2 separate regions of the Homo sapiens genome follow, and region 2 is linked to region 1. A link is a contact called in ENCODE Hi-C data. All regions are on one chromosome and are shown on one strand. Each heading gives the region's core, a stretch centred on a gene start or an enhancer-like site at or near the end of the contact. The rest is flanking DNA. Distances are from core to core; before and after follow the strand shown. Region 1 overlaps ARHGAP15 (Rho GTPase activating protein 15). Region 2 holds the start of QTMAN-AS1 (QTMAN antisense RNA 1).

Region 1 (4,793 bases), core at 146-2,645:
ATAGCCTTTGCCCTAAATTCACTATGCTATATGCAAGCATCAAATTCACCTTTACAGCTATTCATAAGAAAGGCTATGAATTCAAAGTATGGAAAAGTCTCTGCAGTTAGGACCAGATCTCTGAATAGCAGATCTAAAAGAGCAGGATATTGAGCCAGGTCCTCTGAAGAAGTGGTAGAATCTGGGATAGGCAGAGAGCGCACAGAGGAACCTGAACTGGAGGGACGAGTGTGGAGAAAGTCCTAGAGAGGGAGATGTATGAGGCATGACTGGAATTGATGAGAAAATTCATTCATTTGGTGGAAAAGAAAAGCCTTCTTATATGGAGGTAATAGAGACCACCAGGCAGAGCTAAGAAAATGAAGCACCAACAATTTGATAGAAAAGGAATCTCTGTGATGGAATTACCCCCATTGGAAACCAGAAAATCTAACAACTCTAACTGTATTTAACGACCTAGAATAATTAGTCAGTTGGAGCTCAAATGCCTTCAAGGTAGTTTATTTCCATTTTCTTTCCACAATTTAAAGTAAATTTGGGTTATAGAACATGCAAAGTGGCTAGATGACTTGGGAAAGTCCCAAGTTTGCTCATCTTTGAAATGAGAGGATTGAGCAGTTTCCTTTCTAGCGTTTCACCTCTAAAACCAATAGACCATTTCCCTCTTAAAAATGAGGATAAAAGTCAACTATTACTCTCTATTGCTGCTCCACTTCTACTGGCCTCTTGGATGTCTCTGGTTAAACTCCCAGATGTCTGCAATAAATTCTGTGCACACTGAATCAAAAAAAAAAAAAAAAAGCCTTTTTCCCTTTTTTTTTTTTTTTTTTTTTTTTTTAAAGGAGTGCTCTAGGTGTTGACTGGACTGAAATTGCACAAAATTAAAAACAAAACCAACCCCTTCCCACACACCACCCAAACAAAAACCTTCTATATGTATCTGGAAGCCACTTTACTACTTCCTGATTTTTAGACTCAACAGTTACATTTTTAAAGAGACACTGCACTGTGGAATATAAACGTGTGAAATCTAAATACAAAATATAATGAAGCCCCTTGAACCAAGTCATGCAATGAGAAAATTTTAGGGCAGCCAGGCACTTTTGACTTTTGAACTCTATTTCTAGCTGTACTGCTGTTATTTGGTGGGTTTCGAGATGAGGCCAGCAACTTCCTAAGTGGCTTAGTTCACTCATTTTCAGAAGACACCCCTTATTCTCATGTTTGCAGCATCCTTCTTATAAGGGGCTTAGGATATTTAAGCCTCAACATTGTCCAATACGGAATAGTATACAGTCTTTATGAATTACCAGTTTGAAAGACAAAGAAATATTGCATACTTTTGTGTCAGCACGGGAAACACCCTTTTGTGAGTCACTCTCCAGCAAACTGAAAGAGACATACGATTACAGTGTGTGTCTAGGCCTTTCTAAGCCTCCAGCTCTAGGGACAATGAAGAACAGTAGAGGATGGTGGCTGGCACCAAGCACAGGTGACCAGAGAAATATCTTCTCACTTTGGCTGCGTTGTGGCAGCTCTTATTTTGGAATTTCTACTCTAGTATATGCCCAGTCATGTTACTAACAAACCCTTTTATATCTTCAAAGTAGCTTTCTATATATGGTGGTCTTTATCTTCTTTGAAAGCCATTCATTAGAACACTCCAAGTAATCTGATTTTCCTCTGTTCTCAATTCCTTGCCTCTTCTGTTTTTCTAAAGTCCAATTCCTGACCTCTATTAATACCTTTAGGACTCCTCTGTGGTCTTACCCCACTTTCTAGAACACATACTTATTTATGATTTCTCCCTCTCACCTCACAAAAAATCCCTAAACTTATACTTCTTCCAGAAAACTTCCTGGCTAAATGGAAGACTAGTCAAGATAACTTTCAACATGTACTTTCTAAAAATGCATTTAGTCACTTTGATTTAAGGCAATCTAAATCATTATTTCACTTGGTTTTCAATCTGTGTCTGCAATATCTCTGCTTTGCTGTGATCTATCTTAGCTTGTAACTTTGTAGAGAGAGCAGGATGTGTCAAATTCATTTTGAGAATGCCTTTGTAAGGTGAAAATTTGTTTTTCACAGATCTCATATTTATTGAGCACCTACTACATGCCAAGCACTGGACCAGCTTCTAGCATTACAGGGATGAACAATATATGTTCACCACTGTGGAAATCATCAAAAGCAGTAGCTGTTTCAATAGAAGTAGGCGTAATATGCAATGATGGTAAAGACTTGGAAAACAAAAGTGAATCGGACCAGGCAACAGCCCTGCTGAAAATGTGGGTGGCCAGTGAAAGTTTCTCTCTAAGGCCTTTTGACTTGATGAAAGACTGTATTAAATTGAATGTCAAGCAGATTTGACCCAGGAAATAATGACCAGTGAACAACAAGCAGAGCCTGATTGATTTCTACTTCCTGCATTGCTTAATAATCCTTTTAAAAGTGTTATTGTAGATGCCCTTGATTAGGGAAATGCATTTCCATTTTCTGAGCTGTAGGGTCTAAAACTGTGTTTGCTTTCTTGCTTTGTTCTTGCTTGGGTCCTTCATTTATCAGAACAATACTAACAAATGGCTCTTTTCTCAGGTATGTGAGCCGCAGGGGTAACTCAGACCTAAATTGCCTTTTCACTTTTTTTCTTGCTATGCATGCACATGCAAAAACGTCCACCTTCAGACTTTTTACTGGTACATCGCGGAGGAAACTTGAGTGTCGGTTTAAGTCTGCGTAACTGAGACCATAGCTCTGTGGCTTTCACTGCACTTCCCAGTGCTGAGTAGACTGCTGGGATTCCACAAATAAATAATAAAAATAATAATGATTTTTCAAGCATTTGGAAATGCTGAGTTGAAAGGTGTGGTGTAAGTGCAATGTTTTATTGTGAGAGTGGTAGCTCACGCATTATCTGCTCCTAATGGAGGGCGGCAGTAATGGAGAGGGAGGCACTTATGCCTCTAGACCGGGGTCCCTGAAGGCGGGGTGGGGCTCGGTCGGGCACTGTGGTAACACTTACTGTACACAGGAACTGCTTCCTTCCAGTCTAGCAAGAAGGTATGAGAAGAGTCATGCTGCTGCTTGTTCCCCTAAACCTTACAAAGTCATCATTGTTTCATTCCCATAGAGGATGTGACTGAAAAATCATACTAGAAGAATACTCCAGACTTACAAATATTAATTTAGGTTTTAGTTTGGGGCTCAAATAAATACATCATTGGTACGGGGCATGTCAACAGCTTGGATGTGAATATACCCTTTGTGTGTGATATGGGCTGAGTTATCCCACCTAACCCCACCCCAATTTATATGATAAGGCACCAGCTACCGTTAGCTCAGAATGTGACTGCATTTGGAGACTGGGCCTTTAAAAAGGTCATTAAGTTAAAAATAAGGCCATTAGGGTGGATTTTAATCCAATTTGACTGATGTCCTTATAGAAAGAGGAAATTTAGACTCGCAGAGAGACACCAGGGAAAAAAAGCACAAAAGTAAAACCACGTGAAGGGTAAAACAGCAAGAAGGTGGCCATGTGCAAGCCAAGGGGAGAGACCTCAGAATAAAACAAACCTGCTGATATCTTGACCTTGGACTTCCAGCCTCCAGAAGTGTGAGAACATAAATGGCTGCTTTTTAAGCCGCCTGGTGTGTCGTATTGTGTTATGGCTGCCCTAGCAAACTAACACAGTCTGGGATTATCCAGACTTCAGATTCACATTGAACACTGCAGTATAATATAGAAAAAAGATACACATTTTTAAAAAATTCAGTATAGTCTGAATGCTTTTCCAGCTAACTCCATAACTTTAATTATAAAACAAACGTAACCTGTGTCAAATTATGAATATGTTAACATATTGAATGAGGACAAGAAAAATAAGCACCAGATTTAGGCTCCATAGGCATTTGAAGGTAGAGTAAAAAAAATCTGGTTTCCTTGACCACATTGTCATAATATGCATATATAACAGTTTATTGAATCCAGGCTGTGTAGACAACCAGAAGAACTCTGTCTCCATACCATTACAATGCATGCCCACAACAAAGACTCATGGAGAACAGCCCCGTTCATTCGATCTGTCTGAGCCTTACCAACATGAGAGCTGAAAACCTTACCTCTGTCTAAAGTATATCTATGTAGCCATCCATAAGTTATTAACTGGAGTCCCTGGGCTCTGCTGCTGAAAATATTAATATATTCAAATCTCATTCTAGCTACTGCAAAAAACAGTACATCAGATAAATGCATTAATATCTTTCTTAAACAAAAGAACCTGAGGTTATTTTTTTAAAAGTTTCTTTCTTTTTCCTTGGACTCCCACTGAAATATAGGTGATATATGGCCGAATAAGGTAAAGCGGCCATCAGGTACCAAAGTGCAGGATTGACTGTATCTATAAAACTCTGTTTATTATACTTGAAATACAACACTCTTTCGTGTGAACTGTAGGCTGAGTACTGTTCATCACATCCAATGGCAGAAATGTTTTCTTTTTACTTTCTTAGACATTTTACCCAGTGGAAATGACATGTCCTCTAATTGCAGTTGATGCTACCTCTACCCTATCAATATTCTCACCTCATCCTAAGGGCTGGCTCTTTTGCATACAAGTACAGCCTCAGTGGAGTTGGAAGGCAAAGCTTTGCTGAGAACCAGCAAGCCGAGTGGAAAGGCTGGAAGAGGTTAGGGCAGTGATGGAGGGGGTAACTGAGACTTAGCCCTTTAGATCACTGCTCTGTGTCTGTGGATCCCAAGCTGAGATTTATATATCTATATAGTGACCAGC
Region 2 (4,660 bases), core at 1,016-3,515, 210 kb before region 1:
AACATCATTTATTAATATAAACTTAATCCTGTGCTATTCTTTGGTGGGTGGTAAGAACATGAATTAACAACAACTGGACTAAAACGATGGCAACAGGATGATCCACTCAAACACAGGAAAGCTGTAAGAAAAAGAAAAACTCCTAATCTGCTCTTTCACCTTACTTATTTTACAGAAGGAGAAAGCCAAAAAGGGGAGAGCATGTGGCTAAACCACAGAAAGACTAGATGCCTAAAGGAAAAATTTTAAAGTGTTCCTAAATAGGTATTAGAAGGGGAAGGGGGATGTAAAGCTTATGTGATTTACATCATTTTGTTAATCTGCTAATCTACTTCCCTGGAAGGTGAGAAAGAGTGTTGTCTGCCTTCTGCAATTGAAGAGACTAGGGCAGAAACTTAATTATGTTCTTACCCTGTGTATACCTGGCTGTCATCTGGCTGGCAACTAGTCCACAAACTATTGGTTCAGGCATTTGCCTGGCAATAATGTTAGCCATCATTTAAATTGTTAAATATGGATCAGAAGATCTCTAAGAATTACTGATATGCAGCTATTAATACTGGATGTAAATAATATTATTTGGGGTGTGGGTAAATCATTTGACTGGAACCACATTTAAAAAAAGGACTTGGAAATTTTATTTTTGAAATGCTGTTGGGGAGATGGCATTGATGAAAAAAAAAATTGAAAATGGAAAAAAACATCATCTACAAAGAGATGGGTAAAAATGACTAAGCAAAGAAGCCTTGTCACCTTCGACCTGATGCTTCATTGTATCAGAAGAAAGTAAACAGATTGCTAACAAAGAGACCACCCCTTCTAATTTCCAAAACCGGCCCAGCAACAAGAGGGAGAAAATAGAGAAGAGTGCACTGCGTGGTGGCTCAGGGTGATCCTTTAATTTGAGTGTTAAAAATGAGGGCACAGACCTAGAGGTTTTTAATGGTCCGCGGGTGGACTTCAGATTCTGAACACTCCTCCACCTTCTGTGGAGAATTCGGGACACGGTGGAGTTTAACCAGTATCTTAAATCCCAGGGACAGGGTGGAGATTGCTTTGTGATCCTGATTAATTAAAAGGAAAGAAATCAAAGCAGACATCTCTCCTTTTTCCATTTGAGCCGCAGAGCCATGGAGGGGAACTTGTGCTCTCTGGTGCTTGCAGCTATGTTCCCTGGCTTTCATCGTCTTGGCTTTTCCCCTTGTATTTCTAATGCTGTGATACCAGGCCAATAAAATGGAATCTACAAAACTGCAAAACAAAATTGTGTGTATGTGTGTGTGTATTAGAATTTTACTGAAGATAATTGCAACACTTTAAGCACAAAATTTTTAACTTAAAATGTATGAGTAATGAAGTTTTAAGAAGCAAAATGTGCTCAAGCGGAGTATTTGTAGTCCCTTTTTTGTAAGAGGTTCCCCAGACCTCTGGGTGCATCAGCAAACTGTCCTACACGATGGAGCGTGCAGCTGCAATTTGGCCCCGGGCACCACCTATCCAGAGTTACTACCTAATGCATTTTACATTTGCACACATTGTCAAGGGGTGGGGGGCAGCTAAGAAGGGGCCTCCCCCCCACCCCCCAGCGTTCTGTTTCCTTTTGTCGCGGCCGTCAGCTGACACGTGGAAAATGTGGTGTACGGTTTTGTTTGCCTTTTATCTGTAATTAAGGATCCCTTGTCTGGGGCTTGCTACCTCTTTTCTTTCTGCCTCCCTGCCGCTCGGGTCTTCCGCCCTCGGTCAGGTCTGGCCTGGCGCACCGCAGCCTGGGGACTCCGGGTCGCCGGGCGGAGAAGCAGGCAGTGGGCGCAGGGACCTCCGCGGAGCCCGGCGCTCGCCTGCCGAGAGAGCGCACGCCCCGGCACGCCGGCCCCGGCTCGCCCGAGCCCCCGACCAGCTAGTGCCTTGCGTCGGGGCAGCTGCGCCCGCGTTGCCCAGAGCGGGTCGCCTTGCCGCGCGTCCGTTCCCTCCACACCGCTGCGCCTGAGCGGCCAGCGAGCCCGAGCTCCGGTCTGCGGCGGCGCCCGCCCTCGACGCCTAGCTCAGTCTCGTCCAGAGCGGTGGGGGGAGTTTTCTGCACCTTTCAGGCGCGGGAACATGTCGAGGGACGGGGGAGGACGTTGAGGTCACGAAGTCATCACCCACTCCTCTCGGCTGCGTGGGCGCTGCGGGAGCGCAGAGCCGGAGCACGAGGGGCTCGTCCCAGGGCGCGGGCCCCGCCAGCCCCTGGCGCTCCCACCCGCGCGCACTCCCTCGCACACCCGCGCTGGCACGCGCACCCTGGCGCGCGAACTCCCTGCCACGCGCGCGCTGTCACGCACACACACCGGCACGCACCCGCCACGCTCGCGCCGACACTCCCAGGCTGGCACACGCACACGCGGTGGGGACCCACCCCTGCCCGGGTTTGGCTGCGCCGGGCTCGCGTGCTCTCTCTCGGGCACCCCCGGGAAGGGAGCGCAGCTCGGTGGGCCGGCACCCTGTGCTTTATGCGTCTGAGGATTTCATTGAACTCGGTTCCCTGAGTCGGCCAGGCTCAGTCCTCAGCGAGGGAATACGATGAAGACGCACTAAGCAAAACCAGAAACACCGATGCCTACTACCTTTTCAAAAAACATAACTTGCCCTCAGCAATCCCGCGAAGGGGAGTGGGGATGGGCACGGGGACTCTCCGAAAGGGATTTTATCTACACAGTTTAGAATAACTCCTGTCTCTGGTATGTTCGGATATGTGATTTAAATCTCACCCCCCGGACGCTTTCTTTTTCACTTCACACCTGTATATTGAAATACAAACCTCATTTCTCCTCCTCACCACCAACTGGTTATTTAGGAGGAGTGGAGAAGAGGAGTTAAGCAATATTGGGGCAGGAGAATATTTAGAAGCATTACATTGATTTGTCACTCATTTGCTCTGATTAGCTTTTTGAAAACTTGTGAAGATATTCCTATTTTGAAGCTTGTATTTTGTTAAAAGCCTCCCTCACACTGCCGTGATTTATCATTATTTATCTGAGTATACACACGTATGTATAGGAGAAAAGGAATGCTGATCCTTCCTGATTTCAGCAGTGCCGTTTTCCTTTCTATCCATGTGGTTTTAGCATAATTTTCTCCCTCTTTCTCACCAATAGAGATATTATAGTACGCAAAAGCAGGGCACACCTGTGACCAAATACAAGCAACATTAGCCTGGAGTGTTTGCGAATACTCCTTGTCATCTGTCGCTCAAGATTTCCCCCCTCAGATTTGAAATATTCCCCAAACTGGTTTAAAGGTGTGAGCGGGTGGGTTAACACGTGAGAGCAGTCCAAAAGTAAAGCGAGGTTGGGAGAGGGTGGCCTACATAAACCAACTCTTGGAAGGCTGAACAAGAACGCATGGGAAGTGCATTAAGAAGAGACTGTAAACAATGATAATCAGGGCTTTCAAAAATCATAAAACGGATTGAAATATCTGATTCATTATTTATTCATCACAGCGCAACTTTGCGAATCTGAGAATAGTGTTTGGAAACCAAGTGCCTTCTATTTAGTACATCAAATCAGCAGATGGGTCTCCCTTCCAAACTGCGGCTAAAGGGTTAAAGCTATAATTTTAGAAAAGAATCTTAGGAAATGACACTCAGATCTAATATATTTCCTTTTCTTTCTGGCAATAATATCCCCCAAAGAATAAATATATACTTATTGATATCATGATAATGTTTCTCATTCTGAGTACAAGTGTCAGACTGATTCCCGTTTGTGTAAGTGTTTTTAAAACTGCGAGGACACTTTCGCTACTCTGAAAGCTGACGAGCCAATGAAGGGGAGCTTCTTTTAACTCCATAATAGCAGGTTACATAGTAAATGAACACTGATGGTCAAATAGCCAATTATGGTATAAATATCCGTTGTTTACAGAGAGGTGTTAAATGAGCCTTGGAGTACAAGGGATTAGGCCGATCTATGCTACAATTTGTTCTTCAACCCATTATGTCTTCCCTTTAAAAGGCCAGTGCCATTGTAGGTAGTACGCACACAGAACATACTTCTCTATGTTGATTTTAGTTTGCTTTATTTCGATGCACACTGTTGTTTACTTTTTAAAATTTAAATAAATGTCAGCATTGTATAATTTCTATGTTAACAAAGCAGTGAGCAAAATCCCTTGTATGTTTATAAAATATTATTGTTTAATTCACATAGTTTAGAAATTCCAAATGTTGAGAATAGGAAGGAGGCCAAATACCATCTGTTTATAACTATGATGCATCGTAATATGTGTACTTTTAAAAGGAGTTTGGTCAATCATGCCACTATTTTATCTGCTCGGAATATGTTGGAGATTTAAAATGTAATTTACAGGATTACTTTTAGTGCGTTGCATCCAACTGTGAGTTGTAAAGAAATCGGTCTCTTCTGTTTTTCTCAAATTAATCATGTAACAGCCCCAATTAATGGGGGCTGTTAAACGTGTCGCTTTTTGCTTAGCTCCAGAATTCTTCTAACTTTGGCTCAGTCCACCTTCTTGATGCTGATAAAAACTCCAAGGACAAATGAAACAAAACACTCCTAGCTGTGTCTTTCTGCCAGGAGATAGTCACTAAGAATGGCAGGCAGGATATGGTAGCTAATAATTAGCTAACATCAGCCCTGAGAAATTACCTGTGAAATAC

Evidence for each region. Hi-C counts contacts between places; a loop is a spot of excess contacts on that map. Pooled maps may share reads with other maps.
Region 2: a pooled map shows a loop between it and region 1 (6-fold over the local background). The contact joins the promoter of QTMAN-AS1 here to the enhancer-like site in region 1. A Hi-C loop is called at or near these places in 2 of 37 single-sample maps with no recorded cell type and 5 of 50 pooled maps.

The regions. Positions count from the first base shown.
Region 1 is chr2:143,726,938-143,731,730 of GRCh38, reverse strand. All of the region lies in intron 13 of ARHGAP15 (Rho GTPase activating protein 15), which reads right to left. All of the region lies in intron 4 of ARHGAP15-AS1 (ARHGAP15 antisense RNA 1), which reads left to right. Among named protein-coding and RNA genes, the nearest start is that of ARHGAP15-AS1, 47 kb to the left of the region's middle. RefSeq lists an enhancer at 2,197-2,817. Within about 2 kb of position 1,395, at least 2 of the 41 ENCODE cell types and tissues checked have a DNase peak (open chromatin) inside an H3K27ac peak, as active enhancers do.
Region 2 is chr2:143,934,672-143,939,331 of GRCh38, reverse strand. It overlaps QTMAN-AS1 (QTMAN antisense RNA 1), which reads right to left and starts at 2,265. Exons shown (of 3, transcript NR_110237.1): 1 at 1,696-2,265. QTMAN (queuosine-tRNA mannosyltransferase) reads left to right here. Exons shown (of 12, transcript NM_001376312.2): 12 at 1-1,264. RefSeq lists a silencer at 1,764-1,963 and an enhancer at 2,158-2,841.